2 separate regions of the Homo sapiens genome follow, and region 2 is linked to region 1. Evidence: chromatin loops called from intact Hi-C (ENCODE). Cell type or tissue: CD4-positive, alpha-beta T cell. All regions are shown on one strand. Links, peaks and the distances in the headings refer to the core of each region. The heading gives the core; the rest is flanking DNA.

Evidence for each region. Hi-C counts contacts between places; a loop is a spot of excess contacts. Peaks named below come from ENCODE experiments on the same cell type or tissue, not always from the same donor. Only the 100,000 strongest peaks of a DNase experiment are listed, where the experiment ranks them.
Region 2: it touches region 1 in a loop (5-fold over the local background); 19 of 110 quality-filtered maps call a loop at or near these places.

What each region holds. Positions count from the first base shown.
Region 1 is chr3:50,618,304-50,626,371 of GRCh38, reverse strand. All of the region lies in intron 2 of MAPKAPK3 (MAPK activated protein kinase 3), which reads right to left. Among named protein-coding and RNA genes, the nearest start is that of MAPKAPK3, 5.2 kb to the right of the region's middle. RefSeq lists enhancers at 110-886, 7,595-8,068 and silencers at 2,178-2,277, 2,308-2,357. In CD4-positive, alpha-beta T cell, for the core only: no CTCF peak of the experiment used is centred there; DNase peaks (open chromatin) are centred at 5,301 and 5,741; H3K4me3 peaks cover 1,342 bases; H3K27ac peaks cover 1,725 bases.
Region 2 is chr3:51,683,446-51,691,513 of GRCh38, reverse strand. It overlaps TEX264 (testis expressed 264, ER-phagy receptor), which reads right to left. Exons shown (of 5, transcript NM_015926.6): 3 at 6,880-7,101. Among named protein-coding and RNA genes, the nearest start is that of TEX264, 16 kb to the right of the region's middle. RefSeq lists enhancers at 1-675, 3,908-4,523 and a silencer at 4,917-4,966. In CD4-positive, alpha-beta T cell, for the core only: no CTCF peak of the experiment used is centred there; a DNase peak (open chromatin) is centred at 4,833; H3K4me3 peaks cover 1,297 bases; H3K27ac peaks cover 2,011 bases.

The DNA of each region.
Region 1 (8,068 bases), core at 4,407-6,906:
AGGTGCAGCTCACACTCAGCTCTGCCCTCTGTAAAAATGGCGGTAGGTTGCACCTCATACCTTGAGCCCTCCCAGACTCCCACCAGCTCCTCTGGCTGGCTCTAAGGCTCTGACTCAGGTCAGATCTCAGCCCTGTCTATACCTCACTGTGGCTAGGGAACCCTTGGGGGTCGTACTGTGCCTAGTCCCACACAATTGTCCCAAGCAAAAGTCTCAGACCATTGGGCCGTAAAAGGAGACCCAACAGCAGAGACTGCAGCTGAAGTTGACTTCACACAAGCCATGGGGGGGTGGCGGGGGACCTCCTCAGGTTACAGCTCAGCCCAAGAACTCCTGAGTCCACTGTTCTGACTGCCAAGGCTGCTGACACCTGGTCAAGGCGGGCAGCAGGAGGGGACACTGTGAGTGGCATGGGTACAGCACTCACTCCTCCTTCCTTCCCCACCCCCACCCTCCCCTGGGGTGGGGGTGGGGGAGTGAGCTGCCCGCTGACCAGGATGAGTCCTTAGCACCTGACCTGGCCCTGCTCTGTCCTCCGCCTGCCCTCAGCCTGCCAGGCTGCAGAAAAGAGGCCATGAGGCCTGAAACACACGAGACAGGCAAACTGGCAAGGCCCGGGAGAGCGGGGACAGAGCGATAGCAGGAGAAACAGGTGGAAAAGGAGAAATGAGAGGGACGAGGAGGCAGAGGACAGAAAGATCGCTAGTGCCATGAGGAGAAGGCAGCAAAGACAAAGCCCTAGTCTAAAGAAAAAGGCAACCCTAATCCCAAACCCGCCTCAAAAACAAAAGCAATCTTTTCAGCATCTCTGGCCTGTCTAGTGCTGAAAGGGCCTCCTGAGGCTCCTTGTTCCCCAAACGGGAGCCTCGTGTTCCTGCTCTAAGCCAAACCTCCACGGTTCCCACACAGCAGGATTTTAATCACAATTGCACAGGGCCTAATCCACTTAGTTCCAAACGGGCAGGAGGGTGGGGAGGAGCCCAGGACCCAGAGCTCCCTTCACGCCATTCTTTCCTGTCCCTCAAGGGGCTGGGTTCCCCAGGTGCAGGGCGCACCCAAGTGAGTCCTCATAAAAACCAATAATGTTTCACCAGCAAATGCACCCAGGCCACCCCAAATGAGAGCCCTGCCTTCTGAGTGTCTGCCGGCCTATGTTGTCTCATAGCATGAATGCAGGGATAGTAACAGTCACCGAGACTGGATCCTACTCCCCACCACATATTCAAACCCAGGGTTCAACTGCACCACAAAGATGATGGTTTTGCAAAAGATTATGAAACTGCCTTTAGTCCAAAGTCACTTGGGGAGAATGTCACAGAAAGCATTTTAAGCCGAGAGCACTGTTCCTCTCTCAACCCCAAGATGGGGCCTTTCATCTGGGACCACACAAGATGTCCAATAGATGGAGGGAGAGCAGTAGAACTAATGTTCTCCAGGGAAAACACCAGTGCTCACAGGAGCCATGGTCTCACTGTCCTGAGAGCAGCAGAGCCAGCTCTCCAGGAAGCGCTTTGTGCACACTCTCATGGCACAGGTATGCTTGGAATGCCTCTCACCTAGGGATGTCCTCAGCTCTTGCCCATGGGCCTTCACCATTAGACATGGCAGCCTGGAGCCAAGGGAGGTTGCGGGCTTACAGAGCCAGATGTTCCAACTACTGCCTCCACCCAGAGATCTTCCATGATGATGTCCCCAGCAGAGGAAAATGAGGGATCTAACTCCACTTCCCCAGGTGTGAAGCTCAGAAGAGATACAACAGACCTCTGTTGTAATGAAAACTGAGTCCTTCCCATATAGTCTGAACAACAGCCCAAGTGACCCAGGAGTCCCTGCAGCACCCTCAGCAATGGTGCTCTACCCTTCAAGGCCCTACACAAACGCCTCTTCCTCCACAGATTCCTCTGGTCCTCCCTCAGCTTCCCAGTCTTTGTCAGGACTTTGACACCGGCCCTGCTGAGGTCAACCACATCCTGCCAGAACACAGGTCTGCGAGTGGGAAACTGGTACTCCACAGCAGGTGCTGAATGTCTAAACCAGGCATATTGTCACACACATGCACACACACATACACATACACACACACACACACACACGTGAGTGCACACACACACAGGCACACACATACACCCTGTGCCTTCCTCTGTCATCCACATCCTTCTCAAACCAGAGGTCTGAATTAAACTGGCAACCTCTTCCAGGAAGCCTCTCCTAGCTGGCCCAGCCCAGATACAGTTTCCACTCGCCCACTCACCAGTCTGATTTCCTGCCCGTGGTGCTCTGGGCTCTGCCCAGCTGCACTTGTCTGAGACTCACAAGGCCTGGGAAAAGGCACACGACCTTTCTGAGGTGGCCTTCACAGTCATCATGGTCCTTGTGTGCTGGCCTCATGGGACTGCCACCTGTCCAATCACTGGCACAGAGTTCCATACAGTGAGGAGGACTGAGCAGATGTAGGTAGACACTGGCAGCATCACTCAGGGCCCAGCTGGGGCTGCCAGGGCTCCCAGTGGAGCCAGAGAGGACAATGCCAGCATCTTTCCAAGGACCAAGTCTCAGAGACCCTCCCGTGTCCCCACAGACTTGCATGAGGAGTGAGATGACTTAGATGCTAGGACTCTGGCATCAAACTGCCTAGGCTCACAGCTCAGCCCTGCTACCCACTAGTTGAGCACTTTGGGCAAGCTGCTGACCTCTGAACCTCATCCATATAATGGGAGTGATAAGAGTTAGGTAAGACAACTCATTCTGTGCCTTGTTGTGCACTGTGGACAGGGCCCGCTGGGCAGAATGCTCTGAAAAACTGTTAGCCGTTTATGGGGGTATCAGAATCCACAGCACCAAGGCCTGAATCCTGGAGAGCTGGCATCAGTTCCTAGATGGGATGGGAAAAGATCCTAGAAGCCCCAGCAGAGGTGATCCTGAGAGTAGGCTGGGAGCACAGCTTCGAAAACAGTAAGCAAGGCCAGCCAGGCACGGTACGAACCATCTCAGAACAATCAACCTCTGCCTAAAATTCCACTATTTGCATTTTGTAGGGTTTGATGCCCTCCCCAGGATCTTCATGAAAAAGCAAATTGCTCATCCCTGGCAGTTAACACTCTGGCTCCTCAGATTCTTTCCTTCTAGGTAAGGAGCAGCGTTGGGAGAACCCAGGGGGCAGTGAAACTATTTCCAGGGACTCTATTGTACCGGCTGCATAGTCCCTCCATGTGCCTCCTGATTTGTTGACTCTAACAAGTGGCCCTGCAGAGGCTGATCTGACCGGTCTGGAGATGGTAGGTGAGGGGATGATGGCTGCCAAATGAAAAAGGGCCTGGCCTGCCTGGCAGCTTCACCTGGCTTCAAATCCAGCTCAACAGTACCAGCCCCAACAGGCCAGCCTCACCCTTGGAGCAGTGGGCACCATCCCCCCAGGGAGAGTGAGGCATCCAGGGTACTGGGCTCTGGATCCATTGCTTCCCAGTCTCTGCATCCATCATGTTCTATCTTCCTTTTGGCATTCTGGTTATACAGAGCCCCTCTGTCTACTCAGAGGTGCAGCCTGGACAGCAGGCAGGGAGCAGAAATGGCCTCATGAATGGGCATTTCCTTTCTCCCAGGAATTCTCCATGAGGTCTATTGAGGCAGTGGAACTGTTAGATTCCATTGTGAATTCCCAGATCTTAGGAGAGTAGAAATAGCATTTCTCTGTGGCTTATCTCTGAGCTGTAATCAAAGAACCCCTCTCCTGTGGAGAAGGTGCAACCTGGAAAAAGTCCAGCTCCTGATGCTCCTTCCAAAGCTCAGAGGGGCCAGAGCCTGGTCATTTTCATAAGCATTCATGAATCTCTGATATATGCCAGGCCTTGGGCCTAGGTGCTATAAAAGAGCTTTGAATCAAAGGGGAGTATTATCAAAGGGGTCAAAGAAGGTTCCATTGCCCCAAAGCCAGGAACTCTGGGCAGCTTCCTGGAAGAGGTGGCACTGGGGCTGAGTCTTGACAGATGAGAAGAAATTCTTCAGTGCTGGAGAAGGAAAGATGTCACCTAAAGTAGAAAAGGGAGGTGGGCTGGACTGCAGAGACTTTGAATGCCACAGTTAGAGGCTCAGAACATACACAGCCAAGTCCCAGCATCCCTGTGTAATCTCAAATCCCTGTGAGATCTCCTCCTGGTCTCCAGAGCTTAGTTTCCCATCTGTCAGGAGAAATATGCCCTCTTCTGTGTTGTGCTTTGAGGCATCACTGAGATCCCACATGCAGAGCAGCCTGGCTCACGGAAGCCAACTGGCATCAAGGGGAAGGAAACTGTCCCAGAGGCAGCAGCCCCAGCAACCTCCCCAGATCCTGGGAACCAGAAGGAAGATGGCTGCTACAAAGACTTGACCCAGAGGACTCTGCAGAGGTCTCCTGGACATGTGGATCCACCACCCCACCACTCTACTCTCCTTAACAAAGAAGGGAAGAAGAGGGCACTGGGAGCCTAGAAGAGCCTCCAAAATGCTTTAGGGGTCAGAGGGGAAGAGCCCCCAGCCCCACAGTCCATAACACAGGGGCAGGAAAGAAGACCCCACCATTATGTCTCCATAAGGCCTTTTATTGCTTTTCTTTCTTTCAATTTTTGAGATGGGTCTCACTCTGTCACCCAGGCTGGAGTACAGTGGCATGACCACAGCTCACTGCAGCCTCAAACCCCTAGGCTCGAGCAATCATCTTTCCACCTCAGCCTCTTGAGTAGCTGGAACTACAGGTGTGTGCCACCACACCTGGCTACTTTTTTTTTTTTTTTTTTTTTTTGAGACACAGCCTCACTCTGTCACCCAGGCTGGAGTGCAGTGGCGTGATCTCGGCTCACTGCAACCTCCGCCTCCCAGGTTCAAGCGATTCTCCTGCCTCAGTCTCCCCAGTAGCTGGGATTACAGGCGCCCGCCACTGTGTCCAGCAAATTTTTGTATTTTTATTTTTAGTAGAGACAAGGTTTTGCCAGGTTGGCCAGGTTGGTCTCGAGCTCCAGACTTCAAGTGATCCTCCCGCCTCAGCCAAAGTGCTGGAATTACAGGCATAAGTCATCATACCCAGCCCTAATTTTTAAATTTTGTGTAGAGATAAGGGTCTTACCATGTTGCCAAGACTGGTCTTAAACTCCTGGACTCAAATGATCCTCCTGCCTCAGCCTCCCAAAGTGCTGGGATTACAGGCACAAGCCACCGCACCCAGCCTATTGCTTTTATTTAGAGATACTAAGTGCCATGGTCACTTCTGCCTGCCAAGAGGCCAAAAACCACAAGAGGGCTGGGCAGGATGTCAGGAGGGGAGAAAATTCGGGCCTCTGCTACACCCCCCACTTCAAACCGTGTGACTCACTTTGGGTCCCAATTTTCATGTATGTGATAAAGTTTGAAGGACTGGATCTTGGATGTGGTGGGGTAACTGATGTGTGACAAATCTGCAGGGCTGTGCCCAGTTAGAGGGAAAGCTGAAGGTACTAATTAACTAGTTAAGCCTGGGAGAGGGCACAAGCAAGAGGTCAGCAGGAGAAGCAGACACTGGAGGACCGCCTGGCCCATACACCCTCTCCAAGAAAGGCAGTCCTCCAGTTCCTGCCAAGAGGACAGCAATGAGGGCTTGGGGTACAATGGAGTAGAATGGCTGCACTGGCAGCAGAAGGTAGCCTTGGGAGGGAGCCACTGAGTATGACTGAGGCCAAGATGAACCAAGCAGGTGGTCAGGGGCTAAGGGAAAGCGGAAGAGGCCCAGCTCCCTGGGAGGGAGGGACCTGCTCCTCTAGGGCCTCCACAGAATAGCAACAGTTACAAGGACAGTGGCCACAGCTCTTCCTGTTTTATGAGTGTTTGCTGAGTTTCAGGCTTCCTGTTAAGCACTATCTTCCATCTTGGGCAACAGAGCCAAGAGGATGAGCATGAGACAAATGGGCAGAGATGGCCTGAACAAGGTCAAGTTATAAGATGAGGACAGGCCACCCTGGTTAACCTGGAGTACATCACCAGGGAGGCAGAAAGACACAGAGCCCACGACTGTTGCCTAGGCTGAGCTGGGGCAACTGCGGGGAGAGGGCTAGGCAGATGCAAGGAGAGGACTGTGATCCATCATGAGCTGGCTAAGCTCCCTGGGCCCAGGCCTGCCCATGTACTGAGGTCCCCAGGTCCTGGTCTTCCTGGGCAATGGGCAGAAGCTATAAGTGGGGAGATGTCACCTTCCTCCTCGTGGCCACAGCTACCACTCACAAGACAGGTAAAATAACTGTACCAGAGGTTGTGCTTAGCCCAATATTGGGAGATAGTAAATGCCTGCTTAGCTGGGTAAGGACTTCTAGGCTTGGTCACTAGTGATACTAAGAACAGGAAGGTCCTGGAGTGGGAGCCACATCTAATCCATGTCCCCTTTGAGGGCCAATTTAGGGCCAGATCCTGAAGGTCCCAAGCTAGTAGCCTTAGCCATGCTCACCCATAAAGGGGTACAGAGGGAAATCCACTCCAGGCCTGACCCAATTCCCAGTCCAGAACAAGGAGAGCACTGATGAGGTGCTGTGGAAGTTCTTGCAGTCAGAAGTTACCCCAAGTCACTCATCAGACATAGCATCTATGGGGAAGGGGTTAAGTCCAGTCTTACTTAAAGCTGGCACTGTGTGGGCCTACAAATTCTGGTCTCCCACCCCATCCCTGACTCACCCACAGCATCTGGACACCACAGGGGCTGGTCAGAGCTCAGTCTTGGCCCACAGGGTCAAAGCCTTGGTATTAAGAAGTGGGTCTCTGGCCTCAATCCCTCACCCACCCAGCCTGCCCTCAATCCTAGCACAGGTGGAAGGTTAAATAGTGCCCAGAGGGGGATGAAAACTCTCATTCCTCATCCTCTTACCCCCGTCTGCCCTCAGAAGAGCCACTTTTTCCCTAAAAGACTCAGAGAATCCCATTCCTGATACTCTGAAAAGCTCCCCGACCCCATTCGACTGCTGGGTTAGTGGGCAAAGAAGCTATACCTGGGGCCCAGCCCCACCAGCCCAACCCTGATCCTCTCCTAGACCCACCCGCATGTTCCCCTCCAAGGTACTCCGGGGAGACAACCTCCTCTGTTGGCCCTAGTGGTCCTGGGAAAGACACAGAGAGCTGGGTCCAGCTCCCTGCTCAGATGCTTTAAGACCTTGTGCCTTAAATAAGTCCTGTAACCTCTCCAGACCTGTATCAGGTCCTGTACCAAGTGCTTTAAATGTATAATCTCATTTCATGTTCACAACAACTCCTTATCTTTCCCCATGAATAGATGCAGAAACCTGGCTTCCAGAGTCTAGGATATCATCCAAGGTCATGAAACTGGCAAACACAGGATAGCTATTAGCCATATCTAGAGGACTCTGCACTTGGACTCATAATTAAAACTTGTGTAAAGGCCGGGCACGGTGGCTCACGCCTGTAATCCCAGCACTTTGGGAGGCCAAGGCAGGCAGATCACGAGGTCAAGAGATCGAGACCATCCTGGCCAACATGGTGAAACCCTGTCTCTACTAAAAATACAAAAAATTAGCTGGGCGTGGTGGCGCACGCCTGTAGTCCCAGCTACTCAGGAGGCTGAGGCAGTAAAATCGCTTGAACCTGGGAGGTGGAGGTTGCAGTGAGCTGAGATTGTGCCACTGCACTCCAGCCTGGCGACAGAGTGAGACTCTGCCTCAAAAAAAAAAAATCTTTTGTAAAATGAGAAGGGCCTTTGCTGTACTTCTAGCCTCCAGGAGCCACTATCCCTGCCATGCTCTACCCATCCATTGGCACAAGCTACAAATGAGTAAAGACCCCAGAGATGACAGATTCAAGGGATTCTGGGTATGGGGTGTGGCCCTAGGCCCAGAACTGTATGCCTTAAGCTGGAACCAGGTACCCGCCCCCAGCATCCCCCTGACCCCCACCATGCCACCTATATCAGCATGCCAGGTCTCCAGGGAGCCTATAGTCTGAGGTGGCTAGATGGCTGGCCCGCCCTCTGCCCAGGAACCAGGGGTGGGTTGGCCCAGGGCCTGTCCCTTTCAACACGGGACCAGCGACTCGTCAGGAGTCTATCAGCAGCCTCCTGAGGCTCCAC
Region 2 (8,068 bases), core at 3,512-6,011, 1.1 Mb before region 1:
AGGGTTGTTTTGCCTTTCCCAGCGAATCTATCCCTCCCCTCCCCACACCCAGGCATGGCTAGGCTCTGTGGCTGGAGGAGGTGGAAGAGGAAAGAGTGCTGGAGGATTGTCACTCAGCTCCAGGTCCTGATGCTGCCAAAAGTGCCCTCCTCCCTGTGCCAGAGCAGGCCACTTAGCAGGTGGCAGTACCAGCAGGTAAGCCAGCCCTTGAGATCCAGGGAGGGAAGCCTGGGAATAGAACCGCCTCTGCCTCACTGAGGGTGTGGACAAGAGGCCCGATAAGGTGCCTGCAGCAGCTGCTTCCTGTGCCCAGAGCAGTTCCCAAGGCCTGCCTTAATGAGTGCCTGCTGGGCAAGCGGGTACACAGCCTCTTCCTGTGCTTTGCCTCGGCTCCCCCAGCAGTCTCCTAGACCTGAAGCCTCAGCCTCCAACTGTGACTACCAGGGTTGGAGAAAGAAGGAAAGAAAGCCCACCCTGGGGCACCATCCCGAGCATATCCCAAATTGATGACAAGTTCTCAGCCTCTTGGTTCCAGCCCCACTTATGTACAGGATGGAGTGGCAAAAGGCATATAGCCATCGGAACGATCCTCGGCCTAAGGGACCCAGTCTGGACTCAGCTACCGCTCCATCCCTTGACCTTGGGGCACCTTCCTTCCCTAGGCCTCAGCCTCCCCATCTGTAAAACAATGGGGATGCTGGCTTTGATTAGGACTCTATGACGCCTCCTAGCTGGTTCCTCCATGCGCAGAACAATGACACACACAAGAGACCTCAGTAAATAACTGCTGAATAAGTGACTGAGCTGAGATGCCAAGAGGGCCTCCCTTGTTAAAAATAAAGTTTGGAAGCTTCCCATGTTAGCTTGGCAAAGGTGACAGGCAGGAAGAGGGAAATGACCACAGATTTCACATTCCTGCTGGGGCTCCCTCACCTGCTTTTTTTTTTTTTTTTTTTGAGACGGAGTCTTGCTCTGTCACCCAGGCTGGAGATCAGTGTCGTGATCTCAGCTCACTGGGCAGTGTCGTGATCTCAGCTCACTGCAACCTCTGCCTCCCGAGTTCAAGCAATTCTCGTGCCTCAGCCTCCTGAGTAGCTGAGATTAGAGGTGTGTGCCACCAAGCCCAGCTGATTTTTGTACTTTTAGTAAAGATGGGGTTTCACTGTGTTGGCCAGGCTGGTCTCAAACTCCTGACTTTAGGTGATCCACCCACCTCAGCCTCCTAAAGTGTGGGGATTACAGGCGTGAGCCACCACACGTGGCGTCCTCACCTGTATTTCCCCGGCCGAGGCCTTGTTGCTCTGCACTGGTGTTTTGGCCCCAGTGTGGACTCAGACCCACCGACTGACTCCCTCAGGGTCACTGAGGCAGACTAAAGGGAAGCAAACACAAGCGGTTCTGTGCCCACTGGACAGAACACAGGCTGTGGCCAGGCTGTTTCGAGCTTCCTCACAGCCACTGCTCAACAGGCTGACCCATTTCCACAGGCAATCTGCTGGGGCCCACAGGCCTTAGTTCCAAGCTGGCTGCCCCATAATGCTATCACCCACCACTCAGGAGTTCAGTCACCACCACCCCAGGAGAACTCCAACCTGCAGCTCCCCAGGGTCCCTCCAGGTCCAGCTTCCAATCAGTCACACTCCCCTCAAGACAAGTGCCTCTCTTTGGAGCTCCTGCCCTACCTGCACAAGGGCTGGGCCCTGGTGCCTCCCAGCTCCACTCATACTGCAGTTACAGCATCCTCAGGATCGAGAACAGACATGTAGTGGGCGGGACTGGAGGTGGCATCTGCCCAGTTTTGCCCCTCTCTTAGGACAGAGGTTTTCAAACCAGCTGAGCCTTAGAAGCTCCCTTCCAAACAAAAGCTCAAGACACCTGGGTTGTAAAACTCACAGGCAGAACTACTCCAGGTGAAGCAGGAAAGGGTCTGAGTACAGCTCCCACCACAGGCTGATAGCCACAGGGCACCTCAGCACAGCCAGGGCAGTCTGAGAACTATGGTCTGGGGTCCTTGCCTTACTTTCTTACTTTACTTCCTTCCTTCCCTTTTTTTTTTTTTTTAATGTTTTTACTTTTATTTTTTTGAGATGGGTTTCACTCCTGTTACCCAAGCTAATGTGCAATGGCGTGATCTTGGCTCACTGCAACCTCTGTCTCCTGAGCTCAAGCAATTCTCCTGTCTCAGCCTCCCGAGTAGCTGAGACCACAGGTGCACGCCACCACGCCCAGCTAATTTTTTTGTATTTTTTTTCTGTAGAGACGAGGTTTCACCATGTTGTCCAGGCTGGTCTCAAACTCCTGAGCTGGAGTAATCTACCTGCCTCAGCCTCCCAAAGTGCTGGGATTACAGGTGTGAGCCACCATGCCCCCTTCATTTATCTATTTATTTATTTTTGAGACAGAGTCTCACTCTGTCACCCAGGATAGACTGCAGTGGCACAATCATGGCTCACTGCAGCCTTGACCTCCCAGGCTCAAGCGATCCTCCCACCTCAGCCTCCTGAGTAGCTGGGACTACAAATGCCTGGCTAATTTTTTTTCTGTTTTTTTTAGAGGCAGGATCTCACTTATGTTGCCCAGGCTGGTCTGGAACTCCTGGGCTCAAGTGATCCTCCCACCTCAGGCTCCCAAAGTGTTGGGATTACAGGCATGAGCCACCACACCTGGCCTTATCCCCTTTAAGCCCCTGGTAAGACAGTCCCAGTCAACCCAGCTGTCCCAGAATTCGGCCACCAAGGTTCCCCTCACAGGCTCACTATATTCGGTGACCCCTCCTTACTTACACGCTTTTCTCCAATTTGATGGTGGATAGTCAGACATTAGTCTGACCTCCAGGGCCACCTGCACTCCCCAGCCAATCAGCCACTACATGAACAATGCCCTGTAACACCCTAAACTTGGGAGAGGAGGCTCAAACCATTTTACAAAGACCCTCCCCCTAAAAACTCCCTGAAATCAGAGACCATGGGGAAGGGCACTTTTGAAAAAGATTCTGGACGGGTCTGGGAGAGAAATCAGGCATGGGGGCTTGGCTGTGTGTCAAACACTCTCAATGGCCTTCCTCACCAAGTGCTACAGACAGATATGAGCAAACTGCACTAGAGACCTTACACACACAATCCCACACATCGAATTCCCAGGCCCATCCCTCAGTCCTGGTCTGTTCCATGTGTCCGAAGCCTTCCCTGGACACTCATTAAGACTGGTGAATTTGGGGGCCTCTGCCCATTGCTCTGGGCTCACATCTGGGCCCCATCTCCCCTCTGCAGGTTTGCAATTTCAAGCAAGCTCTGTTCCATCCTGCAGCTTCCAGAAGATACCCCTTTCCTGGGACTTGGGGAGTGGTCTCCTCCTGTACTAGAGGCCACCTCCTTGGACTCCAGCGGAGCAGCCTGACAAAGCTGAGGCATCTTCCATATGGAGTGATGGTCACACAGTACGCATGGATTCCAGGGGAATGAGTGTTCAGCCTGGGGGCCCTTAGCAGTTTATATGGAGAAAGGCAGAGTTCCAGCATCTATAGCAGTTTGCCAGGCTGCCAAGCTGGGGAAGGCTAGCCAGAGAGCCAGAGGCTGCCATGCAAACCAGGAAAGCTGAGATCAGCCATCCCTTCCAGAATCCCGAGAGTCCTGACAAGTGCTTCTCCTTGGGCCTCTCGCCGTGAACTTCAGGTCCCTCTGTCCCATGAGACCAATCCTGTTCCAGGCTCAGGCACATCTGCAACTCCCGGGACAGCAGCTGCTCTCCACCTCCCAAACCCGAAGCTAAGATCCATTCACCCCTGCCCCTCACCTAGCCTCTGGAGAGGCTGGTGAGCCTGCCAAGTCCTCCCCCCGCAACTCCTGGCAGCAGGGCTCCTGGCCTCTCTCACCCCTGCCAAAGCAGAAAGCTGACGGCTGCTGTCATTCCATTTGAAGAGCCTTCACAGCAGTCCCAGATCCAGAGAGAAAAAGAAGGGTGTACACACGCGCACGCACACACAGTTAAAAGCTGTCGGTGCTAGAAGAGTGAGACGCAACTAGTCTCATTAGTAATCTCCTTTCTCTGACCTCAGGGCAGGGGAGATGAAGGCAGGGATGGAAGGGAGCCTTATACTCTCTCCTTGCTGTCTCCTGGGCTGAGAGAGGCACAGGGCCACCCCTGTCCACTGCAGGCTGTGACCAGCAAACAGAGCTAGCCCCTTCCTCATCTCTCCCCTGGCTTTGTTCCCCAAGACGCAAGGTCAGGCTAAACACAGGGGCAGAGGCAACCCCCACACCCTGCTGCCAAAACAAGCCCAGGACCTTCGGCCATGCCTCTTCTGTGGGCAGCCGGCCTCTATCTTACTCTCCCCGCTGATGGCCAAGCCCACACAAGCATGCCTCACACCTGTCTCTGGGAGAAGCCCCTTGCTCTCCCCCATATCACTGGCTTCCTTGTCTCAACCCCCACTCCAGGAGCACAGCTGACAGGCTCCCATGGGAGCGGGGAGGAAGGAGGAAGGGCTTTCATCAAAGAGGTGACGTCAAAACCAGGCAACTTGTGAAGCTGTCAGGGGCCGGGAAATTTGGACAAAGGTGTCTAAAAATAAACCCCTGAAGCCAGGAAAAGGCTTTGGTGGCTGAGTTGCTCACCACCACACCACATGCCACATGTCCTGTTCTGAGGTCTGGAACCCAAGAAGTCTCTTTCCCAGGGGTGCCCCTCCAGATGGGCCCATGAGGTTGAGGATGGCACCGACAGGACTGGAGAGGCCTTCCTTGAATGAAATGGGGCGGGACTCCCCAGAGGCAGCACACTAAGCAGGCCTAGGGCACTGGTATCTTCCTTCCTGCCCACACCACCAGCCAGCCCGCCCCCACCTCCAGTCCAACCGCAGCCAGGCAAGCACATCCTGCCCCACACCCCTTTTGGCCACCACCCTCCAGCTCACAAAGGAAACTCCCCTCTATTCTCCCTGTGCCCTTGCCTTATCACCGTGACAGCCCTCCCCTTTCCAGGTCTTCTCACTCCTGATTCTTCAAACCTGTCTTTGACCGCCAAGGACACAGCTGGTGACCCAGGGCCTCATTTATTCATTCCTCAGCCCCAACACCAGACTCCAGGGACATCTGAACTCCCATTTCCATCATCAACGCTGTGTCCCTTTCCCCAAGCTGCTTTGGTGAACAAAGTTGCAAGGATCCTCCAAGTGTACCAGGCTCTCACTCCCACTGACTCTCGTCCTGTTCCCTGACCCCTGCCACACTGGCCACGCCCTCTGCGCAGCCTTTGCTGCCACAGGCTGTCCACTGCCTACCTGGTCCCACAGAGGCAGGGAGGCACAGGGCAGCCTCCCAGGTCAAATACTGCCAACAGGCTGATGTCCCCAAATATATCCACCAGCCCAGCCTTTCCTCAACTCCAGGCCACACATACCATTGCTGACTCCACACCCCCCAACTTAGATGTATCTCAGGCAGCTCCCCTGACATAGCCCAAATAGCTACCTTCCCCCCAAAACCAGGGCCTCCCTCAGTTCCCCACATGTCAGTGAAAGCATCACTACATACTTGCCCACCTGCCCAGGCCAGAGGGGAGCAGAGCCCTCTGTGACTCCCTCACTGCCTCTCCTTCCACAACAGTGAATCCACCCAAAGTCTATCAGTTCTATCCCAAAAGTGATTGTAAATCTCCATCCTTGTCCACAGCTCTATAGCCGCTGGGCCTGCCCAAGCTGCCACCACTCACAATGGGATTCATGACAGCCTCCTAGGCTAATTCCTTAGCCCCAGGCCTAAGCATCTCCACCTGGTCCCAGATCTGTGGTCCAGTCCCACCCTGCCCAGAGATGGGACAGCTCATCTTGTACAGACGTGGCTCCAACTGTGTTATTTTCCTGGTTGGAACACTGCAGTGACTTCCTGCTGCATTTAGACCAAAGCTCTGACTAGAAGTTCTTATCTCCTCTCTAAAGGCTCTTCTAGGACTCTGCCTTGAGGTTATCTCCTCTGAGAGGCTGTCCCTGACCATTCTGTCCAAGTTGGTTCCCTGACTTTTCTCACCCTCTCCTTCTCTAGCACACGTCCTATTTTTGTCTGATATTTATTACCTATCTTCACCACCTCACTGTGAATGGCTGTTTCATGCACCAACGTTTCATTCACATTGTGCCCATTATAGCACCTGGCACACAGACTATAAATACAAGTTAAATGAATGAACAATCACGTCCAAGCCCAAACTGGGGTCATTTCCCTAGCAACCAAGTTTACAAAACGTTTAGGGGAGGAGGGATGTGTAACAGGGCAAGTTTTAAAAAAATTTCTGTAGACACAGAAACCCGTCAGATGACCAGGTGACTGGCTCTCCTTCCTCCAGGAAGGTTGGGCTGCCAGCATTGCCAGTAACCAAGTCAGGAAGTAAAGGAAACAGAGCCTGCCACTGCTGTCCCAGCCCTGGCCTCTGGGAGCAGATGTATAAGCCCATGCACAGGCAGGGCCACGGGCAATACATGATTACCTGGGGCCTGCCCAGACACTGGGAGCCTCAGGTCCTTGCTTTGCAGGCCTCCAGCAGGATGAGAATAAAGTGGCCTGTCCATTCATCTGAGCCAGGAGTGTGGGATAAGCACTATGGATGTCTTTGGTCAAAGCCAGAGCCAAACTAACCAGATCAGATTTATGAACAAGTTCTCCATGCTCTTGGGATATGCTCCGGCTTCCAAAAGATCTTGGGCATCTGAAAGAGATGCCAACAACCTCTGCCCATCTTCCTAGCTCCACAGGTACCTGTTCCATGAGGGCCCCAGGGTGCTGCTCTCCCAAAACCACTTCTTCCTCCCATTCTAGGCAGTCCTCCTCAGCTCCACCCAAGGGGCCTGGCTGTCCCCAACACACACACCCCAGGCCTGTGCCTCACCTTGATGTAGGTGTCCAAGGCAGGATGGACACGGCGGGTAGCCAGCCAGATGGACAGAATGGTGGTGTAGGGGAAGGTGGCTGTCACCACATGGCTGGGTGCCGGGAAGGAGAACACCTTGAAGCCAAATTTCTGGTAGAGGTCGATGAGCTCAGGGGAGGGCGATTCCTCACCTTCACTCAGGATGCTGCCCACGGCACATCGGCACTTATCAGGGGGCACCTGGGGAAGCAAAGCATGGGTGTGAGAGTTGGCCAAAGGAAGGAGGCCCTCAGACCTCCTTCCTCCTGGGACTGTGCCAGATCAGGCCTAAAAGAACCAGCAGCTCTGACAAGCCATGCAGCCCCAGATACCAGGACACAGCTAGCTATTTTCTTACTGGAACCCACCTATGGCCCCTGCCTGTGGCATCGTACCACAGGACTCTCATCTATTCCTTCAACAAACATGCCATGCCCTGTGGAAACCCAGGGATCATAGTGAGGGGTTAGACTTGGTCTCTGCCCTTCTGGAGGCCAGGAGAGGGAAGGGCGGAGAGGACCTCTGAACCATCACCCTCCACATGGCTCCACTGAGGGGGCCCTTCCACCCCACCATAAGACCCTCTGTCAGCCCCCACGCCCCAGGGCCACCAGCAGAACTGTACAGTGGCTGATCCTGCAGCCTGGGTCCAGCAAAATCCTATTAGCTAATTTCCCTCCTATCTCCTGGAGAAGAGCAGGCTTTACAGGCAGAGAAATTATGGCAGGCAAGGGAGCAAAACTGAGGAGTGGTAATAAAGAGCTCAGAGCCCTCCACGGTCATGCCCTAGGAAAGCAAGAACACGTGTGTGTGTGTTTACACACATGCTTGCAGGGTCAGGACCTGGCAAGTGGCTGAGGAGGGGCTGCAGGAAGCACCTGTCAGGACATAGGATTGGGATCACTGACATCTGGGTTGCTGGTGAAATTCTGTGAAGAGATCATCCTCCCCACCCCTCTGGCAGGGCCAGCTACCATCACCAGAGCCTCTAGACTTCTTCTGCAACCCATGGCCCATCCAGGGACCTATCCCACTTCCTAAGTCCCTTCCTGGCTAAAAGCCAAGACCACTGGTTCCCCTCCAAATCTCTGTAGGTTGCTAGTGCCTGCACTTCCCACTCTGCTTGCCTCCCTACCTAATTTCCCTCCTCTGGCTCCCAGAAACCTCA